Linked DNA regions of Homo sapiens: region 2 is linked to region 1. Evidence: chromatin loops called from intact Hi-C (ENCODE). Cell type or tissue: Calu3. All regions are shown on one strand. Links, peaks and the distances in the headings refer to the core of each region. The heading gives the core; the rest is flanking DNA.

Region 1 (8,471 bases), core at 295-8,294:
CAGAAGTATCACTTTCATTTTAGATGAAAAAAGACAAAGTAATTCCATTCAAACTCTTTCAAAAGCTTTATAGATGACTTCTTTCAATTTTGACTTACTCCCAGGGCAAAACCCATATCCATTTTATTAAAAGTCATGGGTTTTATTTATTTATTTCTTTGTTGTAAAGCAAAACAAATGTCAAAGTGTAATTAGAAGTGACTTTTCAAGAATGGGTCCTGAGTGCCATTCAAAGAAACTTGTATTAGATGGAGAATCATTTCATCTGAGTCTCAGACCCTAGCTCTGGACATCTAACCAAAGGCAATTAAGTTATTTGTTGGATATATAAGGCTTAGAGGGAGATAGATTCAGGGCTGCAAATATAGAAAGTAATGCTTTCTAATACACTTGGAATTTCACATCAGGTTCTAAAGCAGTGAACTGGTTCTTGAATTCAACCCATGGAAAGAATGTCAAAGACTTAAATTCCTCATATGTAGTAGTAGGTGGTAAGGAGACGGATCTAGGTTGAAATGCCAGATCCCTCACTTAGTAGCTGGGTAAGTTTGCACATAAAAAAATCTCTTTGTGTCTTACTAATTTTATTTGAAAATGAGAATATTTCTATATACCTCGCATGGTAGATAGTAGAGCAAAATAACATAGGGAAAGCACCTGGTACATGGTAAGTTCTACATATTCATTAACCTTTGTATTTTAAAATCACTATTATTTGGAGAAATATATTAATAAGCATGTAATTTTGTTGTTTTCTTCTTTTGTTTACTCTGTTTTTGAGCTAATACAAAATATTGTATCCTTAAATCTGACTCACATGAATCAAAATTCTTCCCTGTTATTAAAGGCAATTGGTTTGTTGAAGGAAAATTGGCAGTTGTCCACGACATTGAAGGCAGTTCCCTAAGTTCTTCCTCCTGCAGTGGACATGCTCTTCCTGGCCAAGAGTTGACATGTCTTCGAGAGATTATTCCCTCACACAGCAGGAGAATTTTAGTTATCTCCATTTTATGCCACAGCTTATGTAACATTGTCCATGGAGCAAAGCTTTATTTATGAAGCTAAGCTTTATAAATCTATAGATTCTAGTTTTATTGACTATAAGGGATCCTAAGCCAGAGCCATCCTGTAAAGAACATTCCATGGATAAAGATCTTTCTGTTAGTCAATATTATTATTCTATTTACCTAGAACTCTGAAAAATTGTTGACAAGAACCAACTAAACAGATAGGATGTGTTTTGAGGATAATTAAAATAAAGGTCTTGGAATATAATACTTCTAGGTCTTTTTGTATTTACAAAAATTTTGGTAGGTTATATATAAAAACTATTTTTTAAACAATAGAAATATCAAAGTATAATACACTGTGCACGTATCAGCTCAGTTATCAGCTCACTTTGATTTCCAGAGTTTTGTGCTAAATAAAAATGTACCTATTCTACAACAAAAGAAATCATATGTTTTTATGCATATAAACCATAATTCTTTCAATGTATTTAAAGAGTACAGAAATATATCAAAGTACAAATATTTCTTAATTTAATTCCCAGAGATAGACATAATTAAAATTTACAGTGCATTTTTCTAGATGATTTTCTTTTTAAAAAAACTTTTATTTTTGTTACATAGGTAAACTTGTGTCATGGTTTTTTTTTTTTTTTTTTGGACAGATTACTTGGTAACCCAGGTTATAAGTCTAGTCTCCATTAGTAATTTTTCTTGATTCTCTCCCTCCTCTCACCCCCCACCCTCTGATAGGCCCTAGTGTGTGTTGTTCCCCTCTATGTGTCCATGTGTTCTGACCATTTGAATCCTACTTATAAGCGAGAACATGTGGTATTTGGTTTTCTGTTCCTGTGTTAGTTTGCTGAGGATAATGGCTTCTAGCTCCATCCATGTCCCTGCAAAGGACATAATCTCATTTCTTTTAAAGGTTTCATAGCATTCCATGGTGTATATGTCATACATTTTCTTTATCCAATCTACCACTGATGGGCATTTGAGTTGATTCCATGTCTTTGCTATTGTGAATAGTGCTGCAATGAATATGAGCATGCATATATCTTTATAACAGAACAATTTATACTCATTTGGCTTCATGCCTAGTAATGGGATTGCTGAATCAAATGGTGATTCTGTCTTTATATCTTTGAGGAATTGCCACACTGTCTTCCGTAATGGTTGAACTAATTTACACTCCCACCAACAGCGTGTAAGTGTTCCTTTTCTCCACAACCTCACCAGCATCTGTTATTTTTTTGCCTTTTTAATAATAACCATTCTGACTGCTGTGAGATATCTCATTGTGGTTTTGATTCGCATTTCTCTAATAATCAGTGTTGTTGAGCCTTTTTTCATATGATTGTTGGCTGCATGTTTTGAAAAGGGTCTAGACTATTTTCTACATATAGATGCAGATATGTACAATCTCTCACTCCTTCTCTGTATACCTATATATTTATATAAATATAATCATATTATGATTGCAAATGTGCAACGTGCATTTTTCCTCCTAAACAGTACTTCATAATCATCCTTCTTTATCAATATACATAATTTTAATGGCCACCTATTTTAAGTTTATTTTTAATAGTAGACTTAAGAAGACAAAATGTCTTGACTAAATTTTTAGAGCTCAATATTTCTTCCAATTTTCAATATATTAATAATTTATATTAAAAATTGCATTTTTACTATAGAAATGGTACGAGACATGTTCTACCATAACTTATCAATGGCAAAATTGTTGTGATGTTATACCCACCGTACATTTCATATAAATGATAATAGTAGCTAATAGTTATCAAGAACAGCCTATATTGTTTGCCAGATGATAATACAATCTTCATGCATATTACCACATTTAATATTCACAAGATTATAATAAAATAAGTACTGCTAATGTTTTCAATATATAAGAAAAGTTTAACATCTTATGCAAGATCAAACAAATTGTTAAAGATCGGAATGAATCCAAAGCCAAAATGTCAAGACTATGATAAAGATCATGAAAATCTGAGCACTTCCAAACTATATTGTGACAGAAAGTTAAGTTTGAATTCTTCCCTTTACCAAAGTCTTCAAGCATATGGTGATGAGTACTTACAGCCCTGGTTTCTCCTGGGAGAGGAAGACTTCAGCCTCTCCCTTTTAATCATCTTTCTTGGGGTAGAGCAGGAAAGAGGGAGAGGGGAGCTCTTGTTAGGAAGCAAGGCCCATTTTCATTCAATTCTAAGGAGTGCTGTGGCTGCTTATGTCTCAACCAAACAAATTGCAAACATTTTTATTATTTTTACCTCTGTATATAAAGCAGCAAGGTCATTGTAACTTTGGGAAACATTTTACTAAGCTTTGAGGACCCTTTGACTCAGCAGCCAGAGCCACACTGCTTCATAGGGAGGACTCCAGGGCTTGTACCTTTTGGCTGACTTGGACTTCACTTGCACAGTGTTTTTTTTGTTTTGTTTTGTTTTGTTTTGTTTTAACGCAACCTACTTTATACTGGTGCATTTTTTTTCCCTATTGTTGTGAGAATATCTCTTAGATTATTGCCTGCTCTTAGCATAAGGGCAAGGGAAGTTTTCCAGGGCAGTGGGACTGACAGCAAACATTTCTCTAGATTTCTTTGAGTTGGTTTCTCATTCTCTAGTGACTTATTTTCATCCCTAATTAAGCCAATCCGGGGCAATAAAAGTTCAAATACTATTCAATGCATAATCTATGGTTTACTATGAGGGTTCTTCTCTTGTAAATCTGAGAGCCAAAACTTCCTTAGAACAGTCAATATCCATTGAAAAAGTCTCCAAAAACTTTTACTGTCTTCTTCAAATGGATTGAAATTAGCATGATAGACTGCATGAGTGACTGAACCCTAAAATGGCCTAGCTGTTGCCTTCTTTATTCAAAGACATTACATTCTCCACTCTCTCATCTCCCTAGAAAATCAATCAAAGTTCTCATAATTCACCTGGTTTCAACCAATAGTCACAGATTTGCCTCCTTGCATACTAAGTGTAGGTGTGATTTTCTGTAACTGTAGCTAACTGGAGTTAGGAACTTCTGCCATGCAGTTACAAATCTTGAGGCCCCCTACCCTATTGGTGAGTACTGCCACCTGCAGGAGAGTTAACACATTTGGGACTCCAATTTGGCAGCTGTCTTTCACTGAACCCATTTACTTGTACTTGACCTACAACTGTCTCTCCAATTCTTCCTCTTTAACAAGGAATAAATTGGAAGATTATATTTGGCCTGGTTGGTCATACGGTTTGATCAACATATTCATTACCAGTTCACATGGGCTTGCCTCAAATCCCATTTATTGTCTTGAAGGTCCCTTATTTTTCTCTTCCAGATAGCCATGTGTTTGTCAGCTTCACATCCTTTTTAATATAACTACCAAGAAATGTAAAGGATCTGAGATTTTATTGTACTTCCAAGATAAGTTAGCCTACCTGTGGATGCTGGCAGAAAACAAGAGACGCCTGTGTCAGACACAAAAATCTTTATTTCTCTCAACAATATCAGTAGTCAACATATCAGCATTTTCTTGTTCCAGTCCCCTGGTGATATGAAGAGGAATAGATGATATCTGCTTACGCAGTGGTTTGAGGTGTAAGAGCTTAGGGAATCCAAATCATTTTTGAGCTTTGAGAACCAAAATCATTTATGGCAGCAAACCTGACTGCCTTTTGCTCCATAGGAGACATTAACATTATTATACTGGATAGTGAGTGTCTCTGACTTTTGCTCCAGAGGAAATACTACATCTATTTTCTGAGGGTGTTCACTATACAAAAATTTGTGGAAAAGTAAAAATATAGTCCAGAAAAAAAAAGAGCAGTAAGTCCCTCTACTCGCAAAACATTTCTCTACAGAAATACAAGAGAAAGATGAAAAATGGTCTCCTAACAGCGTCAGGTTAGCTGAACAGTTTGCCCAGGTAGAAATTTTGGATTATTTTATCTACCTGCAGTGTTTTTGAATTTAAAGTTTCATACAAATCAAACGGGGATGTTGTTTGAATGCCGATTGTGACAATAGATTGAGTTTGGGGCCAAGGATTCTGCCTTTTCAAGAAGCTCTCAGGTGTTCCTACTGCTTTGTGGACAAAACTTTAAATTGAAAGATTATAGTATGCACCAAAGTTCTGACATTTCAATCTCATAAACTATAGGTCACCATTGAGTCAAGGCTTCAATTAGCTAACCTTGTAGACTTTTAACACATTAAATCCTGACCCTTGGGTAATCCCACTGTTAGCAAGCTTTTTGTTTTTTCTTGCTTGGGCAGCTACCACTTTTAGCATCCAATGCCCCACACACACACTGTATACTCCTGCCTATACAGATTCATGAAGTCTCACATTTTTTTCTCACATAGGTTATCTCCTCTGGGGTTAAGCTTTGTACTTCTGTGTCTGGGCTATTTAGGAATCTGATTTCCATTATGGCTCTGGAGGCCTTGGGTCAACTGTCTTAAATGCAAACATTGAGTGATTTTTTTACTTCAGAAAATGCTGACTTCATCACAAAGTGAGGGTAGTATATCTATGTTCATTCACAAGGGAGCTTCAAGACGATTTAAAGATGATTTAAATTTCAAGATGATTAAATTTCAAGATGATTTAAAATTTCAGACTTTTATGTCTTATCTATGACTTCCCACATGTTTGTATTCATGTGGGAAGCATCATGGGATGAATCATGTGGGATTCATGTCTTAGCATCTCATTTATTTCCTGCCAGTGCCCTTAGCTGGTTGAATTGAATATTTAATTGACATTGCAACTCTAACCATTATAATCAGGCATTGGGCTTGGTTCTCAGCCATGTCAGCTTCCCAACTACAGGAAATAAAGGGCTTTTCAAAGCTCCTGAAGAAGCTTTCCAATTGTCCACTTTCATTCTCTGTTGGACAGTCAGACATCTCAAGTTCTCTGTTACCTCTTATACATTTTCCAGGAGTTCAAAAGTTAGATCATGACATCATCATTGGCATCTTTGTAATCAATATTTTAGTTATTTTTGTTGCAGTAGCAACTCAGTGCCACAGATATTTGATTTCATTACTTCTTGCATTCACTCTGCACTTCATTCCAAAAGTTACGGATTGAATGTGCTCCCCCACCACCCGTTTCATATATTGAAGTCCTAACTGTATTGGAGGATAGGGCCTGTGACTGTGTTTACAGATAGATCCTGTGAGGCAGTGAGTAAAGTTAAATGAGGCCATAAAGTCCTTAATCCATAGGTCTAATGTCGTTGTAAGAAGAGGAAGAGAAACCAGAGTTCTCTCTCCTGTGCATACCATCAAGGAAAGGTCATGTGAGCACGCAGTGAGAAGGTGGCCATCTGCAAACCAGGAAGAGAGCTTCACCAGAAACTGACCATGCTGGCATCTTGGTCTTGGACTTCCAAGCCTCAAGAGCTGTAAGAAAATTAATTCCTGTTGTTTAAACCACCCAGCTTATGGTATTTTATTATGGCAGCCTAAGCAGACCAAGACATAAAGCCACCACTAGTGGTAATTTGAATTATTATCATACTACCACCTGCCATGGATTATTCATTATTCATTTCCTTCTACCAGAAAGAATATCCCTTCACTCCGTGAACATATAAGCAACTCAATCCCAGAATTGCATTTTGACACTCTTTCCTGAGGCCAGTGATGGTTTCAATTATTCTATCAGTTAGCACTGTAAAAGATAATCAGATGTTAAACTCAAATTAGGTAATTTGAGAAGAATTTGATTAAAAGTCTATTTAATGTCATCTGCACAGGGCATTTGAGAACTCACAAGAGATGGTTCATGTCATTACTGGGGCTGAAGAAATAAGAAAAAAGAATGGTTATTGGAATCTGAAAACTGGGAGTGCCGAGTGGATAGAGCTGTGTAACAGGACCTGTGGCCTTAGGCAAGTGACTTAGCCGTGCCATGCCAACTCTGTTGGGAGAGTCAAGGTATTTCACATTTTTCCCTCCCTCAAATCTCATTATCGCTTGTTTGTCAAGCTTTTTTATCTTCCCCAAACAACTGTTTGCACGTTGATTATATTGGAACCCTTCCTTTATTCCAGGGATGGACACATATTTCAAATATGAAATTGCCTTTTTTGTTCATTTTTTTTTCAATGTAACCATTTATGAGCTTTCATATACCTTAACTTTCAGTTTGGATCTCATCTACAGATAAATTACCTGATAGAACTTAGTATGATCCCTGTGTTATGGATACATGTTTTCTGGTGGAAGGACAAGAGTGGAAGCAAAAGGACAAAGGAGATCAACTGGGTAGAATAACTCATCGATCCCACCAGGCCTCCTTCCACCATTCTCCATCCTACTTTCTACTCTGACAGGCAGACTTATATGGAAAAAAGGGAGAGAGTATTACTGGAGTCTTTACACCCCTGACTTCCTTTCTGCTGGGTTGCTATAGCCTGACTTCCATTCTGGACAGAAGATCAGAGCTTTCTGTGAACCAATCCTTTTCACACAGAGCTCTCTGCTTCTGGGATTAGCTAACTGCCCCTTCATATCCAGGGTAGATAATCATACCCCAATTTTTATTAGTCCTGCATTACTCTTTCTTTTATGTTTTTCTATACCCTTGCCACACTTTGGTAAATAGTTCCTTTATCAAATTGTCTCTGATTGTCCAATTTGAGTGTGCCATCTGTTTCCTGTTAGGGCTCTGAGGATACGTCCTCTGTGCTGTATTGGCTTTCTGGTTCATTTGGTTCTCTCAGCAGCCCTGAGAAATATGTTGTTATAACACTTTAAAGGTAAGGATACAAAGGTTTTAAAAGCTTGGCATATTTTGTACCAGCTTCTTCTGAATTAGCTTCTTCTGAATTATTATTTTAACAAGTTGAAATCACATAGCACAAATTACAATTTTTAATCTTATTTTTTCTTTGCTTATGTCATGAAGTTTTCTTTATAAATATAACTCCAAGGGCTACATAAAAATTCATTTTGTGGGAGAGACTTAATTTACCAAACTGATTCTCTTATGCTAAAGATTTGGGTCATTTTATCTTTTTCACTATTCTGGTGATGAACATTTTTTGGGGGGTAGCACAATCTAAACTTATTTCCTTATTCATATATACGTATATGTATCTATATATTCAATTTTGAATACTCAAAATCACAGTGTATATAAGTTATATTGCAGAGGGAGCTTCTGACTCTTTCTTTGGCTCAAATGTTTCTTTTTAAACTCTGCTGAAAATATAGGGACAATATTACTGATTCCACACAACGAGTTTGCTTCTAGAATAAATTTCCTGGAGCTGACTCTTATTAGTTTATTTTGAGCAGATTAGCAACAGTGCTAATAATAAGGCCTTATATTTAAACAGTGCTATAGAGCTTACAAAGCAAATCTTATATGGCCAACTAAACTGGCCTGTGTACTACGCTAGACATAAACATGCAAATAATAGCAAATACCCATGT
Region 2 (8,471 bases), core at 404-8,403, 240 kb before region 1:
CAATTCTGATGATATAGGTATTTAATTAGAGAAATAAATATTAAAAAACAAGACATCTTTATGCAAACACTTTCTAAAAATCATACTATTTTATAAGATTGTATAATTTTTTAAAAAATATCTTTTTAGGTATGCCTTGAATGTGGAGAAGATTATTGTTCAGGATGCTTTGCTAAAGTTCACCAGAAAGGGGCACTAAAGCTCCACAGAACAACTCTTTTGCAGGTATGGCTTTCTAAAATGATTTACTTGTAGTGTGTTTATAAAATGTTTCCACATAAAGACATTTAAAATGTCTTTAGTTATCTAGAACTCAGGATGATTTACGCTAATTTCTAAAATTCTATTATATACAGACAATCCTGATGCATATTTTTAAATTATTTTATTGAATACTAATCTAGACTCTATTTTACTATTTAAACTGTTTTAACGTAGTTGCAGAAACAGCTTAGAGTCTTCAGATTATGTATTCTGACTGTGAACTTGACACTTAAAAATTAGAAAATATTTTATCTATTGTGATTTCAAATGAACACATAGGTTATTTTAAATATTATTTCTATAGTTTTTAGGTATAAATCTCTTATGTTTTCAAGTTTATTTAAAAATTAGTTCTTATTTATCTTTGCCCATTATTATTTAGGAACGCTTATCTCTCAGGTTTCTATTTTTCCTTCTGTACATATAAGGACCTTTTGTTTATCCTTATATAATCATTGATTTTGGAAATGCCTAAACTCAAACCCTGTCAAGTGGCTTTAAGATTCTAATACTTAAACTATAAATAGAATTAGATATAGACATGGCATTACACTAGTTACAGTTAATGATGCATTGCTTTGTCATAGATTTTATTCATTTTATAGTAATTTATTCAACAAATATTTATTGAGTACTTTCTAGAAGGCAGGGTATGTGCTAGGCTGTGACCTTATAGAGATGAATAATGGTAGGATCCTACTCCTAATTAGTTAAGGGTTTTAATATTATCTGTAGGCAAAGGAATAGAGATAATCAGATCTGTGTTTAGAAAGATTACTGGTAGATTTCAATCTTTGCGTTTACCTGAACATGCTAATAAATATCAGTAGCCATCAAGGGTGCTGATGACCCAAATAATGATAACCACAAAATGTAAAATATACCTAACTAATATTCACCAAAGTCAGTGACTTTTGAGTGACCACTCAATGTTTAGCGCTTCTGGGCAGAAAGGATGCAGGGAGAAAAAAACAAAAACCAACCTGCTACTTCTCTCTCTCATGGTATTACAATCAGATAGTCATAAGAAATGAAAATTAATTGATACAGAAGTGAGTCTAATTGTTAATATATGAATAATATAGAATTTAACAAAAGGCATTCTACTTTGTAGATAAATACTGTAACAAAATTATCACAGATGAGTTCATATTAGGAATTTTTCATTCAATGATTTATTGAGCACATTTTCTGAGTTATCACTCAGTGACGTTAAGCCCTGTGCTAGCTGTTGTAGGAGATACAAAGAACAATGAGACATGGCTCCATTTCTTCAGTATCTGAGCTTCAAGATTTATCCAAATTTGATTTTCTTCTTCTTGCTCTCTCTCCCTCCCTGTCTTCTCCTCTCCCTCCCACATAATTTCAAAAGATAGACTTTGCTGTGATATGGCTTATTGTGATCCAGATGCAGATACGACACCAGTCAAATAATTACTGAAAGCAACATGGCATACAGTATGCTTTCTAAACGTTGAGCATTATTTTGTTTTGTTAATATTATTAAAGTGTATGTATCCTGTATCTTAACAGAAGAAAGTGATCATTGTAGGTTGGAAATTTGTAAAATTCCAAATGTAGATTGGATTAAATTAGTGAGAAAATATCTACCGAATATACACTTCATATATATATAGTATGTTTACTGTTTCTTTTGTATAACTTCCTTCGGGTTACATAGTTCTTTTGCACAGAACATGTATGGCAATCTACAGACTCTCTCTACTCCCTTTCTATCTTTATTGAGCCATAATTGACAAATAAAAAATGTGTACAATTAAGGTGCATAATTTGATGTTTTGACATATATATAGATACACATTTTGAAATAGTCTCCAAATTCAACATAATGAATGTTTCTATCACTTCACATTACATCACAATTTCCTCTCTTTCTTTCCTTCTCTCTCTTTCTTTCTTTCCTCTTTCTCTCCTTCTCTCTCTTTCTCTCTCCCTCTTCTCTTTCTCTCTCTCCTCTCCCTCCCTCCTTCTTCTTTTCTTTTCTTTTTTTTCTTTCTTTCTTTCTTTCTTTCTTTCTTTCTTTCTTTCTTTCTTTCTTTCTTTCTCTTTCTTTCTCTCTTTCTTCTTTCCTTCCTTCCTTCCTTCCTTCCTTCCTTCCCTTCCACCCTCCCTCCCTCCCTTCCTTCCCTCCTCCCTCCCTTGCTTCCTTCCTTCCTTCCTTCTTTCATCTTTCCTTCTTTTTCTCTCTTTCTCTCTTTCCTTCTTTCATGGTAAGAACACTTAAGATACTGCCAGCATCACATTCTTTGGTTTTGATTGCAGAGGAGGGAAGGTTGGTAAGCCACAAATAGTAAAATGGTATTTAAGTTCCTAATAAATCTCATTGTAGAATATACATTTATCTCTAAAAGTTAGCATACATGGATTACATAATATGTACACAAATCAAAGAGCTTGGCAAGGAACTATGATTCTTTTAAAGGTTTCTTCAAATATTGGGATTCTTTTATGTATATAAATTTAAAGTTAAATACAATAAAGAACTATGTCTCTTCCTTGTTCATGTTACTCCTTTATGTTTCCACACCATCTGTGGAGACCAAAGTTGCTACTTGGTGCTGCTGTTGGGGAGAGTCCTAGGAAGTGTATTGTCTACTAGGGAAGTGGAATTGTGAGGTTGGCACTTAGCAAAGAGCATACACAGACTTCCTGTGCTGGGAGCTAAACCTATAATGATGTTATTCTCTTTTTTATAACATTATTTCACCTAACGGAATTACTAAGGAATAAAGTACTTTGAAGGAGACAGCTTTTTTGTTCAGCTAATTCTTAAAGCGAATTTGTCCCTTTATTCATAAAACAAAAATTTTAAATGAAAAGTTTTTAAAAAAAATTTGGATTCTGCATGTATGTGGTTTCATGTAGTATTTTTCTTTCTGTGTCTGGCTTATTTCATTTACTGTAATGTCCTCCAGGTTTATCTATGCTGTCATAGTTAAACATATCTTCTTTTTAAAGGCTGAATAATATTCCATTTTTTATACATAGGTGCTTTTAGTACTAAAAAGAAGCAACTGTGTGAGGTGATGGATATGTTAATATGCTCAATGGTAGTTATCATTTTACATGTATATGTATGTCATGTGCATGTACATGCATACCAAAACATCATGTACATGTTTGTATACTTTAAATATATACAATAATAAATAAATTAGATAGATGTTTTTTGAAAGAAACTATTTCAAATTGTACTACGTACTCCCTCCTGTAAATAGAGCACAGTGAACAGTTTCACTATGTGTGAGTGACTCATGCCTGTTATAATAACCACCTTTATTATAAGAAATAGAATAAGAAAGAGGCCTCAAATAGCTGATATAGTGTTTATGATGATATATTCCCCCTCAGAAATTCACTATTCTGATTAGTACTTAATTTTTCTCCTTTATTCTGGTCTTGCCCATTCTCTGTCATCATTTCTTGATTTTAATCAATTGTCTTGTAGCTCTCTGCCATTTTCTTTCTATCTCTAGTCTCTGTTTAACCTTTCACTTCTTTTTTCAGTCAACATGCTTTTTTGTCTTATTGTTTTTATCATTTTCCTATGCATAAAGTTTTTGTTGTTGTTGTTGTGCTTTGGCTTTGATGGCCATTTGGTCAGATATCTCTTTTTCTTAGCTCTCACTAACCAATCTTGTAGTGGTTTTTGTTTTTTATTGTTAACCATTAAAGTCATAAGGCTTTGTTGACTGCTGAATCCATTCCTAATTTGAGAAGTTAGGGAAGACATCCGACAGATGAATATTAAGCATTGCTATATAAAAAGCAAGTATTCTAGGCTGACGGTGATTACACTTTATATTCTTTAACCTGTGCTGTCATTTGTGGTTAATATAAAGTGTAGCCAAATTTGATAGTTGTAAACTGTTTCAGCCTTTATCCAACAGCCCAGTAGGTCCTGTGAGTTTAGTCAGTATGGATCATTTTGTATCAGCATACCTTGTTTTACTTACGATCTCTGAAAAATTGAAGGCAAATATTTACATGTTGACTAGTGTTGTAATTTCAAAGGGCCTTTCCTTTGATTTATGATTGATTTGTACTTGGCAGTGATTCAAAACACTTCAAGTTTCTTTGCCTTTTCCAACCTCTGTTAAATATTTAATTAACTGAAAAATGAGGCATAAATGCATGAGAGGCAATTATTAAGGATTAAAATTTTACTTCTACATGTAGAAAGATTGTCAACACTAAGGGTTGAAACAAAAGTTATTTTCAGATGAGAAATGAGGTCTTAATATATCAGGCATTCCTATTTCCTTTTAGCAACGTAAGATCAGACAGAAGAGACAATGTTAATTAGAGAGAATAGAAGATGAGGGAAAACAAACAAAAAGCATTCTATTTGTGAAGTATGACATGCACAAGGGGGGTTAGTTTAAGTAAATTATTAATAGATTATGGTAAATACATTTTCTTAATTGGAATGGAAATTTTCTTAACTGAAAAGGAGAAACCTTGGGAAGGTGGGTGGTATTAATGAAAGAAAAGATAATTGAGGTAGAATTTCCATGCAGTTTTGGTTACTGTAGCCTTGTAGTGTAGCTTGAAGTCAGGTAGCGTGATGCCTCCAGCTTTGTTCTTTTTGCTTAGGATTGTCTTGGTTATATGGGCTCTTTCTTGGTTCCATATGAAATTTAAAGTAGTTTTTTCTAGTTATGTGAAGAAAGTCAATAATGGTAGCTTGATGGGAGACCACAGAAGGGGCAGAGTTGAGAAACGCAGTTCCTTCTCTCAGAGTTACCAATAAGATTGAAATATGTGGATGACAAGTAAATGTTCTCCCAAAAAAGGAATTATCATAAAGTCACATGATTTTAGAGTCCAGGTATGTAAATATTTTGAAAAAATGTATGAATTTTCTATTTGTAAGTATTAATGTTATACTTAAGAAAAATAAAATATTTTAAATGTATGTGAACAATTGAGTATTGTCATATTTTTAACTTATTTCTTAAATATGAATAATGCATATTCCTTATACTACAAGTGCATGTTCATTCCCTTCAATGATTGTTATCACCTGGCATTTCTTCTATCAAAAGATTTTAAAAACCATGTTGCTATCGACTATCATATCTTCTGATAAATTTTAGGACCTTGTGAGAAGGACTCTTTTTTGTCTTGTTCATCACTGTATCCTCAGTGCTTAACATTGTACCTGTGCTGTATAAATCAATTTTTTAACAAATAGAAATGTGAATGAGTCCTTAGTGGTTTGATTAAGCTCCTGAAATAGCGTAAAACTGTATTTTAGGGCAAAATTTATTTTTCTCTGAATTTTGAAAGCAAGGGAATTTTTAACCAAGGATTGGATAATTAAAAGGATTTATGGTATGTTAAGTTGTTATATCAGTGAAGGGTTAACAAAAGCTTTTCCTCCTAAATGTGAGCATTTGACCTTTAATTAACTTTCTCGCCCTTTCCCTGGGAAACAGATAAAGGTAGTCATGTCAACTACATTCCTAGGCAACATACTTATGGTAAGTGTAACCTCTACTTGGCAAATTACATCTAAACAAGGAGAACTATACATACTTGAAGGAAGATATAGCTCCCTGAGTGCAGTGGGCTTTGTAACTGAAACATTCCACTATGGAACTAGCTCTGGAGCTATGAGGTGGGGATTGGCTCTGGTGGAAAGTAAGGTTTCTAAATCAGGTGTATTCCTTATCTACCTGAACTGTACTTCTGCTTGAACTCCTGCAAGAATACCACCAAAAAGGAACAGCTGATGCTGTCCTGCTGGCAAACTGTTATTCCTGTCCTCATCCTTCTGAATAGACTGATGCCAAGAGGATTTGATAGCAGTCTTGAGATTTTAAAGGTTTAGTTAACACAGGCAGACTCTGGTGAGCATGGCATTTAAGTCCTTGATGAGTCAGAATTTGAAACATAGAATGTTGGGATAGCCAAAAGACAAATGAAAAACACTTGTCCAGGAATCATTGACAAAAAGTTTTTAAGAACAGCATTATTGCGATATAATTCATATACCACACAATTCATTCATTTGAAGTGCACAATTCAATGAATTTTAGTATGGTTACTGCTAAGTGAAACTATTAGCATAATTGACTTTAGAACATTTTTGTCACCTCAAAAAGAAACCCCATACCCTTTTGCTCCATCCTCCTCCTATCTCCCTATATTCTCGGGACCAATACTCCTTTCTCTCTCTCTAGATTAGCCTATTCTGGACATTTCATATAAATAGAATCATGTCATATGTGGCCTTTTATGAGTGGCTTCTTTTACTTGCATAACGTTTTCAATGTTCATCCATGTTGTGCCATCTATCAGCATTTCATTTATTTTTAAGGTTGAATAACATTTCATTGTTTGATATAGCATATTTTGTTTATTCATTCATCATTTGATGGATATTCGGGTTGTTTCCACCTTTTGGCTATTATAAGTAATGCTGCCATGAACATTTGTGTACAAGTTTTTTGTGGCCATATGTTTTTAGTTATCTTGGCTAGATACCTACTGGTGGAATTGCTGGGTCATATGGTAACTCCATTTTTAATTGTTTGAGGAACTGCAAGACTGTTTTTCAAAGTGGCTGCAGTATATTGCATTCCAATCAGCCATGTACAAGAGTTCTGATTTCTCTACCTCCTAGCCACCACTTGTTATTATCTGACTTTTTGGTCTAACATCCTAGTAATATGAAGCAGTAGCACATCGTGGTTTGGTTTGCATTTTGATGACTAATGATGTCAAACATCTTTTCATGTGCTTGGTGGCCATTTGTATATCTTCCTGGGATAAATTTTGACAAGAATTTTTCGAAGACCTGGATGTGGGACAGTTCAGTAGCCTGCACTTTAGTGAAGTTATATCTGTGCTAATTACTTTTAGATGCCAGTTCTAAGAAAAGCTAGGGAAGGGGAAATAAAGACAATTGAAAGGGGTAGGGAGAATGGAAATTAGAGTTAATGAAGAGTTGGGAGAATGTAAGTGGCTTAGTGAGTATATTACAGCAGCAAATGACAGAGCAACTGACACAGTAGAGAGGGTAGTGGCAGTACAGGGGCTTAACCCAGAGATGGCATGAATCAACCTTAAAGGGAGAGGTGAGTATTTCTGTGATGTTTATGCTGAGGAAATTTTGAAAGATCATATTTATATATGCAAGCTCAGAAGCTTGCAGGGCTATTGTGAAAATCACATTAAATGCCAACAATTATAAAAATATTCTGCTCATAGAAGGTGCTCCATCCATTAGGTTTTATCAGTCAGGATACAGTATTAGTAGAAATTCAATCCCATTCCTATATTATCTACATTTAAAGCCCAGAAAACAATGTAATATTAATGATGAGTCCAAAGGATTAACAAAAAGATTAATTTTGTGTTGAGGGCTGTTTTCTTTTTTATTACAGCTCTATTGAGGTATAATTGGTAGATAAAAACTGCACATCTTTAATGTACACAATTTGATGGATTTGGACATGTACATATACCCATTATATCATCACCAGAATAATGGTAATACATCCATCCATCACCTCCAAAAGTTTCCTGTGTCCCTTGTTGTTTTTTTTTTTTTGTGGTAATAACACTTACCATGGACCAGAAAGATATTATGATAATTGAAATAAGTAAGTTACAGAAGGACAAATACTACATAACTCTGCTTATATGAGATATTTTAAACAGTCAAATTTATAGAAGCAGAAATTAGAATAGTGGTAGTTAGTGGATAGGGAAAATAGATATTGTTCAATGGGTAGAAAGTTAAAGTTAGCAATATAAATGAGTTCTGGGTACCTGTTGTACAACATGGTACCTACGGTTAATAATACAGATGGATGCATGTAGGGGTGTTTTTTTAAAAGCATTATGGTTACACATATTTTGGAATGGTTTTGTATTTTAAAAACCCATACAGTAAAAGTTTTAGAGCTCAATTTATCAGAGTATATATAAAAATACAGTCTTCCAATTTATTCACACATAGAGGATAATAGAATCTCAATTTTGGAGGGGACCATAAAGATCATTAGTCTAACCCACTGTCTGAACCTTTAGTCAATCATGTTGATGCAGAATATTTGAGGGACTTTTGTAATTTGCAGGTGCTACCTATGTTATCTCATGATTTCTTTCATGGAACCTGACAAATTTTTACAGTAGTTTGTTTGCTATATGTTATGTTCATTGGTCTTTATGGG

Evidence for each region. Hi-C counts contacts between places; a loop is a spot of excess contacts. Peaks named below come from ENCODE experiments on the same cell type or tissue, not always from the same donor. Only the 100,000 strongest peaks of a DNase experiment are listed, where the experiment ranks them.
Region 2: it touches region 1 in a loop (5-fold over the local background); 5 of 110 quality-filtered maps call a loop at or near these places.

What each region holds. Positions count from the first base shown.
Region 1 is chr3:167,097,905-167,106,375 of GRCh38, reverse strand. It overlaps LOC105374196 (a long non-coding RNA gene), which reads left to right and starts at 6,172. Exons shown (of 3, transcript XR_001741011.2): 1 at 6,172-6,433; 2 at 6,788-6,968. In Calu3, for the core only: no CTCF peak of the experiment used is centred there; a DNase peak (open chromatin) is centred at 4,115.
Region 2 is chr3:167,342,174-167,350,644 of GRCh38, reverse strand. ZBBX (zinc finger B-box domain containing) reads left to right here. Exons shown (of 22, transcript NM_001199201.2): 9 at 130-225. Among named protein-coding and RNA genes, the nearest start is that of ZBBX, 34 kb to the left of the region's middle. In Calu3, for the core only: no CTCF peak of the experiment used is centred there; no DNase peak of the experiment used is centred there.